3 separate regions of the Homo sapiens genome follow, and regions 1 and 3 are each linked to region 2. Evidence: chromatin loops called from intact Hi-C (ENCODE). Cell type or tissue: PC-3. All regions are shown on one strand. Each heading gives the region's core, and the rest is flanking DNA. Links, peaks and the distances in the headings are about the cores only. Region 1 overlaps IQGAP2 (IQ motif containing GTPase activating protein 2). Region 2 overlaps IQGAP2 (IQ motif containing GTPase activating protein 2). Region 3 has its middle 44 kb from the start of F2RL1.

What was found. Peaks named below come from ENCODE experiments on the same cell type or tissue, not always from the same donor. Only the 100,000 strongest peaks of a DNase experiment are listed, where the experiment ranks them.
Region 1: it touches region 2 in a loop (4-fold over the local background); 4 of 110 quality-filtered maps call a loop at or near these places.
Region 3: a loop joins it to region 2, with 18 times the contacts of the local background. A loop is called at or near these places in 89 of 110 quality-filtered maps.

Annotation. Positions count from the first base shown.
Region 1 is chr5:76,685,820-76,693,101 of GRCh38, forward strand. The region is part of intron 30 of IQGAP2 (IQ motif containing GTPase activating protein 2); the gene reads left to right. Among named protein-coding and RNA genes, the nearest start is that of NCRUPAR, 23 kb to the right of the region's middle. In PC-3, for the core only: no CTCF peak of the experiment used is centred there; a DNase peak (open chromatin) is centred at 3,802; H3K27ac peaks cover 3,126 bases.
Region 2 is chr5:76,598,124-76,605,405 of GRCh38, forward strand. IQGAP2 (IQ motif containing GTPase activating protein 2) reads left to right here. Exons shown (of 36, transcript NM_006633.5): 11 at 2,689-2,849. Among named protein-coding and RNA genes, the nearest start is that of F2RL2, 22 kb to the right of the region's middle. In PC-3, for the core only: CTCF peaks have their summits at 3,535 (motif pointing right) and 4,404; a DNase peak (open chromatin) is centred at 3,548.
Region 3 is chr5:76,770,922-76,778,203 of GRCh38, forward strand. No RefSeq gene overlaps it. Among named protein-coding and RNA genes, the nearest start is that of F2RL1, 44 kb to the right of the region's middle. RefSeq lists an enhancer at 1,939-2,438. In PC-3, for the core only: a CTCF peak has its summit at 3,839 (motif pointing left); a DNase peak (open chromatin) is centred at 3,830; H3K27ac peaks cover 307 bases.

The sequences.
Region 1 (7,282 bases), core at 1,561-6,560, 88 kb after region 2:
TAAAGTGTACATGCATTTAGTACATTCGCAGTGTGCAACCATCACTGTTGTCTAGTTCCAGAACATTTTTATCAGATGTGAACCCTGTACCCATTAAGTAGTCATTCCCCATTCCCCGCTGCTGCCCAGCCCCTAGCAACTACTAGTCTGCACTCTATGTCTTTGAACTTTTGCCTGAAGATATGAAGTCGTATCTCACTGTGGTTTTGGTTTGTACTTTTCCAATGACCAGTAATGTTGAGGATCCTTCCATATGTTTGTCATCCACTTGTGTATTTATGTATTCTTTTTGGAGAAATGTCTATTTAACTCCTTTGTCCATTTTAAAATTAGGTTGTTTGTGGTTTTGTTCCTCAGTTGTAAGAGTTGTTTATATATTCTGGACACTGGACCATTATCAGATATATGATTTGCAAATATTTTTGCCCCTTGTGTGGGCTTTTTACTCTCTTGATAATGTCCTTTTCCGCACAAATGTTTTTTTTTTTTTATTTTGATGAAGTCCAGTTTATCTGTTTTTTTTGTTGTTGTTGTTGTTGTTGTTGTTGTTACTTGTGAGATTTACCCCAATGTTTTGTTCTAAAGGTTCTATAGTTTTAGCTTTTACAGTTAGGTCTATTAACCCTTTTTGAGTTCATTTTTGTGTGTGGTGTGAGACAGGTGTCCACCTTCATTCTTTCTTGTTGTTATTGTTGTTGTTTTTTGTTTGAGACAGCGTCTCGCTCTGTCGCCCAGGCTGGAGTGCAGTGGCATGATCTCGGGTCACTGCAAGCTCTGCCTCCTGGGTTCATGCCATTCTCCTGCCTCAGCCTCCCAAGTAGCTGGGACTACAGGTGTCTGCCACCATGCCCAGCTAATTTTTTGTGTTTTTAGTAGAGACGGAGTTTCATCATGTCAGCCAGGATGGTCTCCATCTCCTGACCTCATGATCCGCCCACCTCAGCCTCCCAAAGTGCTGGGATTACAGGCGTGAGCCACCACTCCTGGCCCCACCTTCATTCTTTTGCATGTGGATGTCCAGTTGTTCTAGCACTATTAGTTAAACAGACTATTCTTTCTTCATAGAATGGTCTAGGCACCCTTGTCAAAAACTAATTGACAATACATGTATGGCTTTATTTCTGGATTTTCAATTCTACTCCATTCACTTATATGTCTATCCTTGTACTAGTGCCACACCATATTGATCACTGTAGCTTTGTAATGAGTTTTGAAATACGGAAGTCCTCCAACTTCTTTCTTCTTTTTCAAGATTGTTTTAGTCTTGCAGTTGAATAGGTCTCTTGCAGTTATATGTGAATTTTAGGATCAACTTTTCCATTTATGTAAAAAAGGCTTGAGGCCAGTGTTTTAATAGAGGCCCTAAGTCTTTTATGCTCAAAGGCCTTCCTCTTGGCATACTGTGAGATCTTACTGTTGGCCGACCACTTTACTAAGCAGCCCAGTGATCAATGTAGGTAACAATTTGAAATCAACACTGACTGGTTAGCCATCCCTGAAAGTGAAATTTGGATATTGCCCAAAAGGTTCAATAGAATTAGTTCTATGATTTTAGCCAAGCCCTGCTTCTAAATATACTTCCTTTAAAGTACATATTTGAAAAAATCTTGATACTAACAGATAATTACAAAGTGCAGCATTGACAGGGAACCTGAAAACTGAGTCTTTTTCTTGCAGGCAAGGAAACTAAAGTCTAAAAGTACCAGTATCAGTCCATGGCCTGTTAGGAACCAGGCGACACAGCAGGAGGGGAGCAAGTGAAGCTTCATCCTGTATTTACAGCTGCTCCCCATTGCTGGCATTAACACCTGAGCTCCACCTCCTGTCAGATCAGTGGCAGCAGTAGATTCTCATAGGAGTATGAACCCTATTGTGAGCTCCACATGCAAGGGATCTAGGTTGCACACTCCTTATGAGAATCTAATGCCTGATGATCACTGTCTCCCATCACCCACAGATGGGACTGTCTAGTTGTAGGAAAACAAGCTCAGGGCATCCACTCATTCTGTATTATGGTGAGTTGTATAATTATTTCATTATATATTACAATGCAATAATAATAGAAACAAAGTGCACAATAAATGTAACGCACTTGAATCATCTTCCCGAAACCATCCCCCACCCTGTCCATGGAAAAATTGTCTTCCACAAAACCTGTCCCTGGTGCCAAAAGGGTTGGGGACCACTCCTTTAAAATATTGATTTGAACTCTCATGAGGATGACTTTTTTGATTTGAACACTCTCATCAGGATGACTTTTTTCCAAGCTAATAAACCGAATTTGTAACTCAAGCATAAGATATAGTTCTTGAGATTCATTAGAGAACCAAATTTAACTAAAATCGGACAATGACTTTTATAAGTTATGAAGTGGACAGACATGAAATGCAGAGCAATTGGGATGTGAAAATACCTAGCTTTTCTCTATCAAAAAACTATTCTGCTTTTTTGTGAAACAGATTGTGTTCTTAACTTTCAGAAATGCCCTTATGTTTAATTACAATGTCACTAGTTTTCCAGTCATGAGTAACTCATCTTCATGGAGGCCCCCACAGTAGCAGAATTTGAGGCATTGTTAATCATTATGTTTGTAAATTTAATTCCATGCTAGTCTCATAATTCTTACTCATCAGATGAAGATGAAGATGATGATAATAGCAAACACCTATGTAGTGCTTACCATGGCCAGGGACAGTTTTTATATACTGTGCAAATGCAAAGTGTTCCAGAATTCCAAACCTTTTGAGAGCTGACAGTGGTCAAAGGAAATGCTCTTTGGAGCGTTTTGAATTTTCGGATTTAGGATGCTGAAGCAGTAAGTATATAATGCAAATGTTCCAAAATCTGAAAAGATAAAAAATCTGAAACACTTTTGGGCCCAAGCATTTTGAAAAAGGGACCCACAATCTGTAAAGAGAGAAAGAGAATAACATGTGCATATATATATATTAAAATAAACATGTATAAAATATGTATGTAATATTCTCAGCAACCCCAAGAGAGTGGAGGTTATTATCAGTATTTTACAGATGAGGAAACTAGGCACAGAACAGGTATAAACCTTTTCCTGGGTAACACAGTTACTAAGTGGAGCAGAGATTCAAACCCACATGATTTGAAATCCTCCAGGGCCCACACTCTTGATCATAAAGTTTTACAACTTGTCGAGGGCAAGGTCATTGTTCTTTGCATTCTTAGGAATCTTAGAATAAATAATGAGAATTATTAGCTGAGCAGTTACTGAGTAACGGAGGCTGGAGCATCTTTCCAGGCCAAAGAGGAGGGACAAAGGGCACATATCGGAGTAGGAAGAAACATTTATTTCTTTTTCCCTTGTGTATGTTTATAGAATAGAGAACCTCAGTTTGGGCTATTGCTATTTTTCTAATACTACCAAGCACAGGGATATTTAAAAAAAAAAAAAAAAAAAAAAAAAACCTGGTCGAGGAATCCTAAAAACCTAGTCGAGGGGTCTTAGGGATGACATAGGGTTATAGCCTCAATCTATCACTTATTAACCATGGAACTCAGCAAGTTGCCTCGCCATCAGTTTTCTCCTCCATAATATAGAGGAGAGGGGAAAGGAAGGGCTATGATGATCACATGAAATTATAATTAATACCACATAAATTATATAAAACTATGCAGTTGTCAACCTTTCATTATAACTTATGATTCAACTTAAAATATGTGATCCTTATGGCCTTAATTAAGCTTAGTTTCCCACAAAAGTATGTGTGTTTAAGTAGAAGGCAATATTTGTGGTTTTTAATCATACTTAGCTGCTTGAGTGCTTAAATTGTCATCTCTTAAGAATTTCCTGTCACATGATTAAGTTTAGGTTCCATGATCCCAGCTGAAAGATTTCCTTGTTTTTTGGTCCAAACTAGCAGGAGCACTAAATGGCTAAGGTGATATTTGAGGTCTGGAGCTAATAATGTAAATTATCTTGTTAGGATGTTAAATACTGAAAATATTCCTTAGTTTCCACAAACACTGATTGCTTTTCAACCTTGGGCACAGTATAAGCAGATGACAGAGGGGGAGCTTCAGGAATGCTACTGGTAATAATAGATACCATATGAATGGAGTGGCCAAACCCAAGGGGCCACACCAGCTTACAAGCGCCGTATGGGCTCATTTATCTACAGTGGGGTTTGAGCACAGCTATGATGAATAAACTCCCTGGTGTATTTCTTTCTCTTTTTTTCTTAATTCTTTTTCAAAATTAGATACCTCCTCATTCAGGGAGAGCAAGACCCGTGGTTTGGATCAACCTATCTTACATATTTGAAGAGCCCTGGCGCCAGTACTCTAAGCAGTTGATTTATGCTGGTCAGACCATATCCAGAATGTTATATTTGGACTGGGGTGGGAAGGGGGATGCATATTAAGGTCATTGGTAACTGGAATGTGAGCAGGACTGTGAGCTCTCTGCAGATGCCATTGTGAGGAGCTTTAAGGGACTGAGTGGTTTCACTTGGAAAAAGGAAAGATGGTGGAAGAGGGGATAGAGGAACACAGTCTTGGCATTTCTCTATAGGTTTTTCAGGAGCTGCTGATTTGGAAAGGGAATTGGACTTGTTTCCTGCAGCTCTAGTCTCTTAGGTCTTAGTTGCCACATTTGTACAATCAGGGATTGGATTGTTTTTCAAAGGTCTCTCTCCGGGCCACAGTCCTAAGACTAACCAGGTTTCATGACTGGGTGGCCCTGGAAGGCAGGCCTCTCAGAGTGAGCTCCTGTTTGAGAATGGAATGTGCCAATATTGTACTCTCCAAAAGAAATTTAATATGAGCCACATGTAATTTTAACTTTTCTAGAAGCCTTATTTTAAAAAGAAATAGATGAAATTAATTCTAATAATATATTTTATTTAACCCAATATATCCAAAAATATTTAAATATGTAATAAATGTAAAAAATTGATGAAATATTTTACATTCTTTGTTTCATACAACATCTTCAAAATCCAGTGTGTGTTTCACACAGCACATCTCAGTTTGTACTAGCCATGTCTCAAGTGCTCAAGTGCCACCTGTGGCCAGTGGCGGCCATCATGGGCAGCACAGCTTTAACGACCATGTGAGTGCTTACCATGTGCCAGACCTCACAGAAGGCTTTAGATCTTTTCATCCAATCCTTGCATCAGTCCTGAGAGATTCCTGTTTTATAAACGAAAAAACAAAACCTACAAGGATTATATAACTTGCACAAATCCACATGGCTAATATGCAACAAGAGTCCAAGCCAAGACAGATTTGGCTTTAAATCTGTCCGTCCCCGTCGTCCTTAAGCACTAGACACACTGTAGTGGGAGGGAGGTGGGTTCCCTGTCATGGGACTGGATGGTTACTTATGTCTGAGGTAGAACTTTGGCAATGAATTCCACAGGCCTGGTGTACAGTAGAAGTCCAAGGGAAACAGGCTGTGTGAGCAGTTTGTCCTCCAGCAACTCTTGAGCAAATAAACATTCTTTGTCTTTGGTGGGGCACGTTTTATTGACTCCAGTCATTTGGTCATTGCACAGCTTCTCTAAAGAACTAGAAGTTCCCTAGAAACTGTATATCACAATTAGTTCTGAGAATACTATTTCAAACAAGAAAGTTACTATATTGACATTTTTTAAATCATCCAAAGCTTTTATTTTTAACTCAGTGTTCCTGTTTAATACATTGATGATGATGGCTGGAGGAAGGTGGTGTGTAGGAAGGAAAGGATACATTGCTTTCTCAGCCACAGCCGCTTTAGGAAACATGCCATCCCCCACGTGGCTGTAATTAGCTGTGGGCCCACCTTTGAGTCTCTGTGGAGTATTTAGCTGTGCATTCCCAGACAGCCTGTAAATCCCCAGCAGCAAAGGGTCATGGGGCCAGAGGAAATGGTTCTCCAAAGGCTAGGGGGAAGGGAGGCAAGGAAGACACATTGTGATTGTTCTTTTCACACAGACTTCTGATAAATAGGAAATGAGAAAAATGATGTTTACAGATGGCTTATTGGATTTTATCCTATTTTCAAAAGTAATATATTTGTAATTAACTTGAAGGGTTTTCTCTGTCATTTGGGAGTAGTTGCCCATATCCTTCAAAATGTGAAAATTTTGTTCTCATTTCTAAATTTCATGCTACATGAACATTTCCTGCTAGAGTTTAGGAAGAAAAATTAGTCATTCAGTGATATCATGTAATGACTCTGAAATAACTAAAGTTAAATGCAATAACGGGACTACAGTAAAAGTGAAACTTCAGATGTCAATTAGACCAGTGTATGTATAATTTAAACAAACTTTTGTCTGTGTTTCCTTTTCTTCTTTCTTTTCTTTCTTTCTATCTATCTATCTAGATATCTATCTGAGATGGTATCTCACTCTGTCACCCAGGCTGGAGTGCAGTGGCACGATTTCAGCTTACTGCAACCTCTGCCTCCCGGGTTTAAGCAATTCTCACACTTAGGCCTCCTGAGCAGCTGGAATTACAGGCACATGCCACCATGCCCAGCTAATTTTTGTATCCTTAGTAGGGATGGGGTTTCGCCATGTTGGCCAGGGTGGTCTGGAACTTCTGACCGCAGGTGATCCGCCCACCTCGGCCTCCCAACATGCTGGGATTACAGGAGTGAGCCACCGCGCCTGGCCCTTTTTTTTCTTTTTAGAAGGAAAGCCTTTTCCAATAATACTGTTTCCACCTTATGTAAAAGTGAGCAAATTTGACCCTTTAGCTTTTATGTTAAAACCTTTGTACGTAATTACATAACATGATGCCTCCCTAGGAAGTGGTGGCCAATTGCCATAAAGAACACCTATGAGAGAACTACGGTTTTCGTACTTCCAGAAGAATTTTCCAGCTCTTTACTGTTTACTGAGAAGCTCTTCTATTCTCTTCCACCTGAAGACTGGAAGAAGACCTAACAAATAGGTTTCTTTGTTAACCCTATTTGTTAGTTGCTCAGGCCCTTGAACACCATCCTCCTCGCTGCTGTGTCAGCTGACAGACCAAGCCTCCACAGCCCACACTGAACGTTCGCTCCCACTGGTCTTCAGACTCTTTAATAGCTTTCTGATAGTAGGAAAGGTAACAGTTGGTCTGGCTCCTAAAGGCTTATGAGGTATTAAGCCAGCTCAGAAGTCTAGGTGCTATTAAAGTCAGGAAAGGAGAATATTAGATATCATTCCTGCACTCTGCAGTAGCAGGCCATATCAGCAGCACTTGCTCCCCCTGCCCATCAAAAAGTAGTCTCCGTCTAAAAAAGAAGGAAAAGTATTTAGAGAGGAAATCTTGTGATACA
Region 2 (7,282 bases), core at 1,206-6,205:
AAACAAAATGAAAACTACTGAAAGCAGAACCAAGAATTCAGCATATAACAAGGCTCGTATTTCAAGAAGGTGGGGAAACAACTATTTAATAAATGATATCCTTGCAAGTGTTTAAGCTTTGTTAAGAAAACATTAACTCACTACACATATATCAAAATAAATTTTCAACATAAAATGTTAAATATAAAAAATAATTTAACAAATTAAAGTTCTAAGGAAAAACACAGGACAGTCATTGGATCTTTAAAGTCACAATCAGCACTTATCCACACACAATAAAGAGAGGCCAAAAACATGAGCAGGCAATTCATAAAACAAGAACTATACAAATGACAAACAAAAAAAAAGTTTAAACTCAATCAGAAGTAAAAAATATATAAATTAAAACACAGTACACTTATGATTTAAAATTAGATTGGTAAAGATTAGAAAGATTTAACCCAGCGTAGGGATAGATATGGGGCCCAAACATCTCCTACACAGCTGCTGGGAGTATGAATTATACAGATTTTCTGCAGGGTGGTCTTAGTAATACAGATCAAAAGCCCATGATGCTGACAGTTACGTTCTAGAAAATAAGCCTGAAGGATATGAACCAAATAGCTTTGGCCACAGAGATGTTTCACAGCATTGTTTAGAATACTGAAAACCAGGAAACAAATGTTTAATTAATAACAGATTGCCTATAAATTAATAACATTTATGGTGCTTGTACATGTGAGAAATATGTGCAACCAGTAAAAATGATAATGTAAAGAATGACTGGAAAAGATATCCATACTAATATTAAGTGGGAAAAATAAGATTAAGATATATAGCATTATCTTGTTTTTTGCAAAAAGAAAGTGAAGTCAGTTATAAAGACAAAACCTCTGCAAATGTATATATGAATTTAAAATACATAAAAGGATATACACAAAAGAGCTTGAGTGGTAGCATTTGTTTTCTTATTCTTGCTTACTAAGACTTCTGTATTGGCTGAGTGTGGTAGTTCCTGTCTGTAATCTTAGCACTTTGGGAGGCTGAGACAGGAGGATCACTTGAGGCCAGGAGTTCAAGACCAACCTGGGCAACATAGGCCTCATCTTTACAAAAATAATAATAATAATTAAAAAGACTCCCTATGTTTCCTAAATAGAAATATAGTATTTGTAATAAAAGAAAAATAGCTTATTTTCTTAATTTCATTCAGGTTCTCTCATTAATATTTTCTTCCACTTCTCTGGCTCTGAAGCTCAAGGCTACTTATGCTTGAGGACACTCATTCATCCTCAACTGGCCATAGTTAACCTGTGGCTGTCCAACCTCATTTCTTCTTCCTCTCTCCTTATCCTTTTTGCTGTAAACCAATTTAGGTATCCACGGACAGGTCACTGAAAGAGATAGAGGAGGTGAATTATAAACGATTCCATTCTGCTCTTATAATTTGATACTTTGTATGTTAAACTTGTATTTAATGTAATATATTTAAATAAAATTTACTTACATGCTCTCGATGGTAACCCCTTCTTCCCATTTGCTTTGAAAGATTAAACTATCCCTTTTTATTCTGAAATCAGTTTGCTGCGAGACTTCTGTGGAGATCCAGAAAGATATAATAATGCATTTTAAGATGAACATTATGTTATATATTAAATACCTGTAATATCCTAAATGTAAAATATGTATCAGCTTTTCCTTAGTGGTTCTTTTTCATGCTCCTGCTCCTTATGTCCCTTCAATATGATGAAAAAAATATTCCTTTTGAAGTTGGGCCAAGATAATATAAAATGGTTAAATGGAAGAAGATATTAAAGGGGAAGGGTGTTCTGAAATCTAAGACGTATTTTTTTGGATAAGCTAAATCCAGATTTTAAATCATATAAACCTGGAGATCTGGCCAGGTGTGGTGATTCATGCCTGTAATCCCAGCACTTTGGGAGGCTGAGGCAGAAGAATCGCTTGAACCTGGGAGGCGGAGGCTGCAGTGAGCCTAGATCGTGCCATTGCACCCCAGCCTGGGCAACAAGAGCCAAACTCCATCTCAAAAAATAATAATAATAAAAATAAAGCAAACCAAACCAAACAAAAAAACCTGGAGAGCTTTACTTGCTTTACCAAAAGATCACCTCAGATTTCTTCAAATATCTTGACCTGGTAGTGTATTTTAAAATTTCTATTTTAAAATTTATGAAAATGTCACTTTAACTTTTTTTGAATTAAATCAGTAGTCTTGGTTTGAAGACCTTGCTTTGTGCTTCAGATTATAACTTTTCAGTGAAATTCTCCCAACCTTCCCTTAACCCTTAATTCAAACTGGAAATCGTTAGCTGTGCTAAAATGTTACCTGGCACTCTCAGTCAGTGACAATGTTATCTAGTCCTTGGCTTAATTATATGGCTGGACTGAGCCTTTAAGCAACCAGTATAGCTAGGAGTAGGGATCAGCAATGGGAATGCAGATATTTGTGGAATCGTAACTTTTCATTGTAATCAACCCAGTCCCAAAAAATGATCATCTAATGAAAGCCCAGGAGCCATATACCTGTTCTTAAAGCCAGTGGAAAGCAGGTGGCCACGACTCCTCTTTCTGCTGAGCTATCAAGTTCTTTGACTTTTTGTTGTTTGTTGAAATGTGCATTGTAAACCTCCATCATGCACATGAGGTGTGTTGTGTGGGGAGCTTATGTTGCCATATGTTTTCCAACAGAACTACTTGGCCCACGAGGAGCTTTTGATTGCTGTGGAAATGTTGTCTGCTGTTGCTTTACTAAACCAGGCCTTGGAAAGCAACGATCTTGTGTCTGTGCAGAATCAACTCAGAAGCCCCGCAATAGGCTTAAACAATCTGGACAAGGCATATGTGGAACGGTAAGGAACATTTTCCAAACCTTCTTTCAATGCAGAAATGCATGTTTGGCAGATCTTAAAAGTGAGGAATTTGCCTGTTGGTGGAGAAATCCATATACCATGCTCATGTTTCTTGAAAACTAGTCTGTTTTAAGAGTCCTTCTAATTAGTATCCTTGTTTACAGTATTCCTTCTGGGGAACAAGAAGAATCAGAAAGTGATCATCCTGTGGCAATTAATAAATGACTTTGTCGTTGGCAAAGATTATTTGATAGGCTGAAAATAAAGGAACTATTGGAAACATACCTTTCCTTGGGCGTCTTTTGGAAACCGCAGAATGTAGAAGAGTTGGAAGCAACTTTAATAATCATCCAGTCCAATTCTTTTATGTCACTGATGCAGAAACAGAATCCGGGTTATGGACCTAAAATTGGGCAGTTGGGCCCCAAACTCCACTCTTCTGATTATTAAGCCAAAGAAATCCTGAGACCACAGTGGGTCATGGCAGTGGGTAACAACATCCATTTATCTTTCATTTCATGTTTCTGAAGTGTGCTACCAGATAGTACAACTGATAGCATTGTTATAAAACACTATAGCGGATCTTGAGAGAAAATCAAATGGCCAGAATTGGGAGCCAGATGAGAGAGTCGCTGAGATAAAAGCCCCAGTTAAAATGAGTGAATCTTGGATTCTTGTAACCACCAGGGGGAGATGTCTGCACAGATCTTGACAAAAGCTCTTTTCAGCTACTGATTTTGGAACGGCTCTAATAGGCAGGTTGGCTAATTCTCTTGGGTCATGTACAGTTGCCAAGGAAAAACCAGAGATTTCTTAGGTTAAACAAATGGTATTTGACCACTTGTCTATGTAGTGAATGGCCAAAAGGTAATGGAAGGATGGTGGGTTTTCCTTGTTTTTAGTCTTTTTGGAGAAACTAATTCTCTTGTTCTACTTAAATTTGGCCATCTGGTTCATATGACTCCTTAGAGTGTGTTTCCAAGGTAATTTATATCTACCACCACTGTTTCTGTTACTTGTTAATGGCACCATTCTCTCCTGTAAGCTTAGAAACCTGAAGCCCAATTTGAGTTTCCCTCTGCCCTCAGCCGGGCACCCTCGTGCTCTAAAGAGCCTGCTGTCAGTAGCCAGTCTATGTGCCTTATACCTCTGCAAGATGTTTCCATTTCCCTGCAACCACCCTCACTTAGACTTCTCACTTTTGCTTCTGTAGTAACCCCTAAATTGGTCATCCTACTTCTTTTCTCTCCCCATTCATTAATCATTCCTACCTAACCAGGCTTTGCCATACTTTCTCAGTGCTAGAGTAGAAGACAGACCCGGTCAATCCCTTATGAAGCTTACAGGCTAATGGGGCATCTTGGTGAGATAACTGTCAAGACTATTCCACATATTTAGCATCCCTGGCAACTGTCCTCCACATGACATTAGCCCCTGACTCACCCATTCTGATTATCAAAAATGCCTGCTTCTTCATTTACAAATACCCTTAAAGAAGTGGTCCCATTCTATTTGAAAACCATATTCATACCTGTAGTTTCCAGCTGGGACCTACAGATGGAGCCTCACAGTTCGAGTGTTCTGTGTGAAGAACTTTTAAAATGTTTTGATTTTTTTTTTTTAATTTAAATACATTCTGGATCTGGAAGACCCAGTACTGACATGGGATTTAAGGGCCCACTTGGGTTCTTGTATTGACACTTGTATTGGCCCCAAATGATCTTCTACAGCCTTGGCATTTTACTTCCAAAGTCAGCATCTTAACTTGGGATCTTGGAATCCCAGTTTTGCAGATTATCAAGTTTGAGAAACACGGCTCTGTCCAGGGCCTCTCCCCATAGAGTGCAGGTTCTTCATAGCACAAGTGTGCTGTGCATGGCCACCTTGACAAATTCATGCAAAGTCTCTCCCTGTTCACCGTGGCTTCTACTCTTGGGGCTGTGTTTGCCCAGAGAGATTCTTTTGTCTAATTCTCACAAAAGTATTGTATGGGTTAACATTAGCCTTGGGCATACACTGTTCCCAGATTAACTGTTCTAAAATGTAACCCTATTCATAATTCTGTTTGATTGTTCCTTGTTCACATCCGAATTAAGAACAGACTTCTCATTCTAAGCATGTTGCTCTGACCTTACCTCCAGCTCCATCCCTACTCGTATTTTGTGCTTTAGCCAAGTCCAAGTGTACTTTCTGGTCTCTGTGTTCCTATGCGTGGTCCTCTCACCATCAGGAACTTGGTGCCTTTACCCAGCTCAGCTAAACACAGTATTGGAGCTTCTGAGCCCTGCCTACCATACATTATGTTCTGTGAGGTATATCCGTGCTTCTCCCCACCCTAGCATCTGATGTTATCTCTCCTGGGAGGTAGCATGATGTGGTTAAAGGAGCATATGCCTTGGAACCAAAAATATCTGAGATTGACCCTCCCTAACTAAGCCTTTTTCCTTCATCTATAAAGCACAAAAACAAAAGAAACAAAAGCCCCACTCTGCATTTGCAGAACTGTTTTGAGGATTTAGTGTTTGGTTCAGTGCCTGTCCCAGGGAGGGTGCTCCACCAATAAGGGTTTCCTTCCACTTCTTGCTTTGAACCCCATTATATCTACTCTTATGGACTCTTTAATGGTCCTTCCTGTGCTCTGCTTTTATACCTTTTTGGAATTTTTGTCGTCTTACCCACTGGTCTGAAAGCATAAAGGCTGCACCTTTTTCCTCCTAATATTCCTGTAGTGCCTGCCATGTTTTACATGTAGTAAGTGCTCACAAACATCTGCTGAACTAAATTGGATTACTGATCTTCTCAGAGCTTCCCAGGGCTCTTAGATTAGTAGACTCCTTACTAGTCTGTCCATAGATGAGGTGAAGAGAACTGAGAGGAGTGAGAGGAGAGGACATTGACCTGTTTGGGGAAACTACGGAATATTTCCCAAAGTTGGTAACTTCAGTACTGGAGAGAAATACTCAATTGGAAAAGCCTGTGGAGTTCTCTTGTGTTACTTTAAAAAAAATTTTTTTTTATTATTATACTTTAAGTTCTGGGATACATGTGCAGAACATGCAGGTTTGTTACATAGGTATACAAGTGCCATGGTGGTTTGCTGCACCCATCAACCCACCATCTAGATTAGGTATTTCTCCTAATGCTATTCCTCCCCTAGTTCCCCACCCCCTGACATGCCTCGGTGTATGTTGTTGTTCCCCTCCCTGTGACCACATGTTCTCATTGTTCAACTCCTACTTATGAGTGGGAACATGTGTTGTTTGGTTTCTGTTCCTGTTAGTTTGCTGAGAATGATGGTTTCCAGCTTCATCCATGTCCCTGCAAAGGACATGAACTCATCCTTTTTTTTTATGGCTGCATAGTATTCCATGGTGTATATGTGCCACATTTTCTTTATCCAGTCTATCATTGATGGACATTTGGGTTGGTTCCAAGTCTTTGCTATTGTGAACAGTGCCGCATAAACATACAGGTACATGTGCCTTTATAGTAGAATGATTTATAATCATATAATGGGATTACTGGGTCAAATGGTGTTACTTTTAAAATCTTTTCCTTTATAGCTTGTTTTTGTTCATTTCTAAAGAAATGATGGGTAGTTGTATTTCTTTCTGTGTTTATTTTTTACTTTCTCATTTCACTCCTGTTGGGTCAGCATTTAGACGTTAAGTGTATGGGATGCCCATAAGGACTTTGCGCTTTTGGAATGGTCTCCATCTGTGAGGGACACTAACCAGTGCAAGTTACCGATAATCCAAATCGTTATTGTGGTCAGTATTATTTATTATACATTACTAGTGTATTTCACATCTGCACTTGGCGAGGCCTCATTCAGCTACAGAAAATAAATTGTTACCACCATTTCCTATTTTTGAATGTTTTTCTCTCAAGCTACTCTCTATGGAAGACACCGCATGTCACCTTGAAGCATGCAGAATTTTGAAAAAGTTTGTCACAACCAAGAAAACAGTTTTAGACTTCATATAATGTTTCTTCTTTTAACCTCTGCCATTACTAGATCCCTAGAGACTATTCAGAATTCAAACTGCAGAGTGACTCATTATGTACACAGAAGATTGTTCTTCATTGCCCTGGTGCAAAGACATAAAAGCACACTAAACTATCTAGTTTTATTAATTTTCGCTGGAATAGTTCATGTTAGCCTATGGTTGTAACATTGGTTCTGTGAAAATTGGAAAGTGGGAAAATTGATAATTGAGAAGTAAAAGTTTCTTAATATATCAGTATGAGTAAGTTTTTCCCTGAAATTTCCCCAGGCAGAAAAAAAGTAATTGGAGTGGTTGACTAAACTGTATCTTCCAGAGGGCTATGCACAGTGAGAAGGGTCATTGGTCATAAACAATGGGTGAGAGGGCCATTTTTAATTTTAATTTTATTTTTTTATGGAGACAGAGTCTCCCTGTGTTGCCCAA
Region 3 (7,282 bases), core at 722-5,721, 170 kb after region 2:
AGGAAGCTGAAGGTTATTATCCTAAGCGAATTAATACAGGAACAGAAAACCAAGTAACACATGCTCTCACTTATAAGTGTGAGCTAAACATTGGGTACACAAGGACATAAAGATAGGAACAATAGACGCTGGGAACTACTGGGTGGGAGGAGGTAGGGAGAGAGAAGGGTGAAAAAACGAACTACTGAGGCTGGGCGCAGTGGCTCACGCCTGTGATCCCAACACTTTGGGAGGCCTAGGCAGGCGGATCATCTGAGGTCAGGAGTTTGAGACCAGCCTGGCCAACATGGGGAAACCCCTTGTCTACTGAAAATACAAAAATTAGCCGGGCACCGTGGCGCGTGCCTTAGGCCCAGCTGCTTGGGAGGCTGAGGCAAGAGAATCGCTTAAGCCCAGGAGGCGGAGGTTGCAGTGAGCCGAGATTGTGCCACTGAACTCCAGCGTGGGTGACAGAGTGAGACTCTGTCTCAAAAACAACAACAACAACAACAACAACAACAAACACTATTGGGTACTACGCTCACTAACTGCATGAGGGGATCAATTGTACTCCAGACCTCAGCATCATGCACTATACCCTTGGAACAAACCTGCACACGTACTCCCTAAATCTAAAGTAAAAGTTGAAATGATATTAAAAAAAAAAGAAAAAGGGGCTGTGAATCATAATGACTTTGCTAATTGACATTATTTATTTCTGACTGGGGTTGCTCTCTACTTGCTGGTATAAATGCTTGTATCTGTCCTGCTCTTGGAAACTTGTTAGGAATAGGAATACTAATTTTTCTATACAGAGTACAGCTCCAGGAAGCTGTGGATTAATAAATGCTTGCTCTCAAAAATAATTTGGGCTGTAGCCTCTAACTTACAGTAAGTATAGCCCCTTTATATTCCTCTTTTTCACCTTTAACCACCAGTTAATATGTCAGTACTGTAACTCCAAATATTCAAAGAACCTAGTTAACTTTGCAAAACTGCTATGTAAACATGGTAGCAATAGTTTGTGTGTATTTAGCAAAACAGAGTTAAACACAGTACTTGTATTTATGAAAACAAATAAAAAGGCAAAAAAAAACCCCAACAACCTATATTTATATAAAACAGATTCCAATTCAAGAAGGTAAACTTAGCATGTAGGTTTGTCATTCTTCTTAAGATACTAATGAAGCGATAAAGAATTTAAAAGAGTATAAATCCATAGTCACAAAGATGATGAGGCATGATTTGGGCATCAGCAGTTGAGAGATTTCAACACATTTCTGGGAGATGAAAAGAGAACATGAATTGTAGACAGAGGGAGTGGAGTAGGGGGTTATGTGTGGGAGCAGACTCTGGAGGAGTGAGACTTCTCCGCCCAGACAGGGTGTGGACTGGAGTCTGCATGAGAGGAGAGGAAAACAGAGAAAGGGACTGAAAATAGGATGCTAAACACCGAGATTTTCAAAATGCTGTGGATAATTTTTTAGGACCTAGAATTCCTTATCATCTAAACCAGGTATCAAAAGTAAAGGCAGATAATGACATTTTCAAACTGCCAGGATTCAGCACGTTTACTTACTACATACTCTTTCTTAATGAAGTTCCTTGAGGATGCACTTCAATAAAAAAAAAAGGAGCGGGGAGTGGAGTGGGGGAGGAAATTGAGAAAGAAAAATATGAGGCAATGAAGAAACAAGCCAGGTTGAGAGCTATACAAATTATAACAAATGTCAGATGTCAGGCCGGGCTTGGTGGCTCACGCCTATAATCCCAGCACTTTGGGAGACTAAGGCAGGCAGATCGCTTGAGCCCAGGAGTTCGAGACAAGACTGGGCAACATGGTGAAACCCCATCTCTACCAAAAATACAAAAAAATTAGCCAGGTTGGTGGCGCACACCTGTAGTGCCAGCTGCTAGGGAGGCTGAAGTGGGAGGATCACATGAACTCGGGAAGTTGGGGCTGCAGTGAGCCAAGTCCAGCCTGGACAACAGAGACCCCATCTCAAAAAAACAAACAGGCCAGTTGCGTGGCTCACGCCTGTAAACCCAGCACTTTGGGAGGCCGAGGCGGGCAGATCATGAGGTGCAGTTCGAGACCAGCCTGGCCAACATAGTGAAACCCTGTCTCTTCCAAAAATACAAAAATTAGCTGGGCATGGTGGTGTGTGTTTGTAGTCCCAGCTACTGGGGAGGCTGAGGCAGGAGGAGTGCTTGAACCTGGGAGGCAGAGGTTGCAGTGACCCAAGATCGTGCCACTGCACTCCAGCCTGGGCGACAGAATGAGACTCAATCTCAAAAAAAAAAAAAAAAAAAAAAAAAAAAAGGAATGAAAAACACAAACGAGGGCCGGGTGTGGTGGCTCATGTGTGTAATCCCAGCACTTTGGGAGGCCGAGGCGGATGGATCACCTGAGATCAGGAGTTCAAGACCAGCCTAGCCAACATGGTGAAACCCCATCTCTACTAAAAATACAAAAAATTAGCTGGGCATGGTGGCGGGCGCCTGTAATTCCAGCTACTCAGGAGGCTGAGGCAGGAGAATCGCTTGAACCCGGGAGGCAGAGGTTGCAGTGAGCCGAAATTGCGCCACTGCACTCCAGCCTCTCCAGCCTGGGCAACAAGAGAAAAACTCCGTCTCAAAAAAAAAAAAAAAAAAAAAAGAAAGAAAGAAAAACACAAACGAATGTCTGTGGGCTGCAGGAATACTTACTTGCAAGAAGAAATATACTGGATTCCAGGCAATATATAAAGCAAGTAAGGAACTGAAAAAACAAAAACAAAAAACCAATCTGGAAGAATGTGGTGGCAAAAGCATGTTTCTTTCATTAAGAAAGGTAATGCCGCCTGGCGCAGTGGCTCACACCTGTAATCGCAGCACTTTGGGAAGCTGAGGCGGGCGGATCACCTGAGGTTGGGAGTTTGAGACCAGCCCTACCAAAATGGAGAAACCCCGTCTCTACTAAAAATACAAAATCAGCAGGGCGTGGTGGCGCATGCCTGTAATCCCAGCTACTCGGGATGCTGAGGCAGGAGAGTTGCTTGAACCCGGGAGGCGGAAGTTGCGGTGAGCCGAGATCACGCCATTGCATACCAGCCTGGGCAACAAGAGCTAAACTCCATCTCAAAAAAAAAAAGAAAAAGAAAGAAAGGTAATGCCTAAGCTGGGCGCGGTGTTCACGCCTGTAATCCCAGCACTTTGGGAGGCCGAGGCGGGTGGATCACGAGGTCAGGAGACTGAGACCATCCTGGCTAACACGGTGAAACCCCGTCTCTACTAAAAATACAAAAAATTAGCCGGGCGTGGTGGTGGGCGCCTGTAGTCCCAGCTACTTGGGAGGCTGAGGCAGGAGAATGGCGTGAACCCGGGAGGCGGAGCTTGCAGTTAGCTGAGATCGCGCCACTGCACTCCAGCCTGGGCGACAGAGCGAGACTCCGTCTCAAAAAAAAAAAAAAAAAAAAAAAAAAAAAAAGTAAAAAGTAAAATTTTAAAGAAAACAAATTTCCCAAGCATTTCTCAGTTTGCTTTTGAGAAATGATTACGGTCATTTCCTTTAAGTGGTTAGTTCAGTGAATTATAGCTTTTTGTTAATTTGATTTCACAGCACAGTTTTGAAAATCACCCCAAAAAGTACTGCATGGCTTGAGCTGGCTTTTAACAGAATAAAATTCAATTCTGCTTTGAAGTCTTTATGACCTCCTTTACAGAAATGGTGACATTGTGGGGTTCTGAGCGCACCCTGAAATCACAGGTCTTGTGTGACACTGTGAAAATTACCCAGAACCCTGGGCACCCACTCCTCCACTACGGAAGTCACCAATGCTGGCAAATAGCATAACGGGCTTGTGGCGCCCCCTACTGTCCACTAGGCAAACTGCATCACCTTCCTGAGCTACGTTCCAGGGTGAAGTTAAAAAAGAAATCTGCACTTGGAAAGACTGCATGAAGGCAGTGTCAGGCACGTGTATTTATTTACGTTCTTTAATCAATAGATATGATTTCCAAAATTATTTACATAACAATTTGGGAAATTTGAACGTAAGATGGATATTAGATGATTTGGGAATATTAAGTAATTTTCAAGCCTGGGACCGACACCTGTATGGGAGCTGAGGCAGGAGGGTCACTTAAGTGCAGAAGTTCGAGACAGACAACACAGTGAGGCACCGTCTCTACAAAAAGTTAAAAAAAAAATTAACCAGGTGTGGTGGCAGGTGTCTGGTCCCAGCTACGTAGGAGGCTGAGGTGGGAGGATTACTAGAGCCTAGAGGCCGAGGCTGCAGTGAGTGATGATTGTACCACTGTATATCAGCCTGGATCAGAGTGAGACTCTATCTCTAAATAAATAATGATAATTTTGTTTTGTTTTGTTTTTTTGAGATGGAGTCTTGCCCTGTTGCCCAGGCTGGAGTGCAGTGGCACGATCTCAGCTCACTGCAACCTCCACCTCCTGGGTTCAAGCAATTTTGTCTCAGCCTCCCAAGTAGCTGGGATTACAGGCCCACACCACCACACCTGGCTAATTTTTGTATTTTTAGTAGAGACAGGGTTTCGCCATGTTGGCCAGGCTGGTCTCAAACTCCTTACCTCAAGTGATCCAATCGCCTCGGCCTCCGAAAGTGCTGGGATTACAGGCATGAGCCACAGCTCTCGGCCAATGATAATAATTTTTAAAAAGCAAACTTCTACTAATGAATATCTACATAGAGTGTCCTTATTTTAAGAGATGCATGCTGAAGTTTTTAGGGATAAAATGTCATAATATCTGCAACCAACTGTCAAATGGCTTTAACTCTCATTCAGAGCGAAAGCCAAAGCCCTACGATGACCTACAAGGCCACGTTTAATCTTCACCACCCCTCTTCTCTGTCCTCATCTCCTCCTCCAATCCCTCCTTCTCCCAGCACCAGCCACACTGACCTTTTCAATCATCTGCATACTCTGGCCTCTTCACACCCACTTCCCTGGGCCCAAGATGCCCTTCTCATTAGAGTCTGCATTGCTGGCTCCCTCACTGCCTTCCTACCTCTCTTCAAGAGACTTCTTTTTTTTTTTTCCTTCTTTTTTTGTGAGACAGAGTCTTACTCTGTCACCCAGGCTGGAGGGCAGTGGCAGGATCACAGCTCACTGCAGCCTTGAACTCCTAGGCTCAAGCAGATCTTCCCACCTCAGCCTCCGAAGTAGCTGGGACTGCAGGCACCGGCCACCATGCCTGGCTAATGTTTTTATTTTTTGTACAGGTGGAATCTGCCCATGTTGCTCAGGCTGGTTTCAAAATCCTGGACAGGAGATCCTCCCGCCTCAACCTCCCCACATGTTGGGATTACAGGTGTGAGCCACCTTGTCCGGCCACAAAGATATCTTAGTGACACTTCCTGGCCACAGGCTAAAATTTAATCTACCACTTACCTGCGTTGTTTTCTCTTCTTCGCTCTTAATACAATTTAATGCACTAAAATTTCACTTATCTTTTTTATTGTCTGTGTTGCCCAAAACATCAGTTTACATAAAAGCTTTGATAGTGGTTGTGTTCATTGCTGTATCCACTGGACCTAAACTAGTAACCAGAATATACTTAAAACTCATCTTATATACAATGAGTGAAAAAATAAAAAGCAGTGTGTGGGCTCAAATTTTTACTCTTATAGTCAATTTGCAAATTTTGTTTTAGACTGTGGCATGTACAATGTGTGAAAGATGCCATCTGTTGATGATTGGCAGATTTGACTGGTTTGTGCTCTGAATTAAGAATAATTTACTTTTTCCAATATAAGCTTTAAGTTGAGCCTTTCTAAGTTAAAAAAAAAATCTTCCATCGTATGTCTTTTAGGTACCATTGACATCTTTCCAGGCTTTCACGACAAATTCAAAGGTCAGTGATGGCTATACACCCCCTGAGATGGGGTAGCCGGGTTATGGGTGATTTTTGTCTATCTTTAGTAAACATAAAATTTCACCCAAAATTGTTTCTAGAACAAACATAAATATAAGAGTAGGATATTAGGGCCAGGCGCAGTGGCTCATGCCTATAATCCTAGCACGTTGGGAGGCCGAGGTGGGCGGATCACTTGAGGTCAGGAGTTCAAGACCAGCCCTGCCATCATGGTGAAACCCCATCTCTACTAAAAATACAAAAATTAGCCGGGCGTGGAGGCGCGTGCCTGTAATCCCAGCTACTCGGGAGGCTGAGGCAGGAGAATTGCTTGAACCCGGGATGTGGAGGTTGCAGTGAGCCGATATTGTGCCATTGCACTCCAGCCTGGGGTATGACAGTGAAACACTGTTTCAAAAAAAAAAAAAAAAAAAAAAGGAGTAGGATGTTAGATAAGTTCAGGGATGATAAAGCCATAATGGGTTAACTAGGATGGGGGTTGATTCGTAAGCTTTGAGATCGACTTTTAGAATCAGGCATATAAATCCTGCTGGATTTGAATGCTGTGTAGGATAGAGCACAGGTCTGAAAAAATATGAAAATTCTAATATCTTTATGTACCTAAAACATAGCCTCTTGCGTTTTTTATTTTTATTTACTTATTTATTTTTGAGACAGAGTCTCGCTCTGTTGCCCAGGCTGGAGTGCAGTGGGACAATCTTAGCTTACTGCAACCTCTGCCTCCCAGGTTCAAGCGATTCTCCTGCCTCAACCTCCCAAATAGCTGGGATTACAGGTGCACGCCAGCAGACCCAGCTAATTTTTTGTATTTTTAGTAGAGACAGGGTTTCACTGTCTTAGCCAGGATCATCTCGATCTCCTGACCTTGTGATCCATCCACCTTGGCCTCCCAAAGTGCTGAGATTACAGGCGTGAGTCACGACACCCGGCCGCCTCTTGGGTTATTTTTAAAATCACAGAGACTAGGCTAGTATTCCTAGCAGCAGGTAGAAGGCAAACCCTGTCCATATGGACCTCTGGATGCTGACAAATAAAAATGCATCTCTTTATCAACCTTGTAAACCAGCCCCCTTCCCATTACTGTAGTTGGCTGAGATTCTCACACTGTGAGATCTCCATTCCATTTATTCATATTACTCATTTACCAAAAGTGTATTGGGCCCAAATTGTGTCAGGCAAACTGAAGAGAACAAAAATGAATATTACACAGTGTACAGAGAAATTATGTTTTAAATTTATTAGAACTCGAATTGCAAAAAGAATCAGTAAGGTTGTCCTTGGTGCCATGGTTAACAGTCCTTTCAGATAAAGATCAGATACTTCCAAGTTCAGTTAAAACTTACTTTCGGCTGGGCCCAGTGGCTCACGCCTGTAATCCCAGCACTTTGGGAGGCCAAGGCAGATGGATCACTT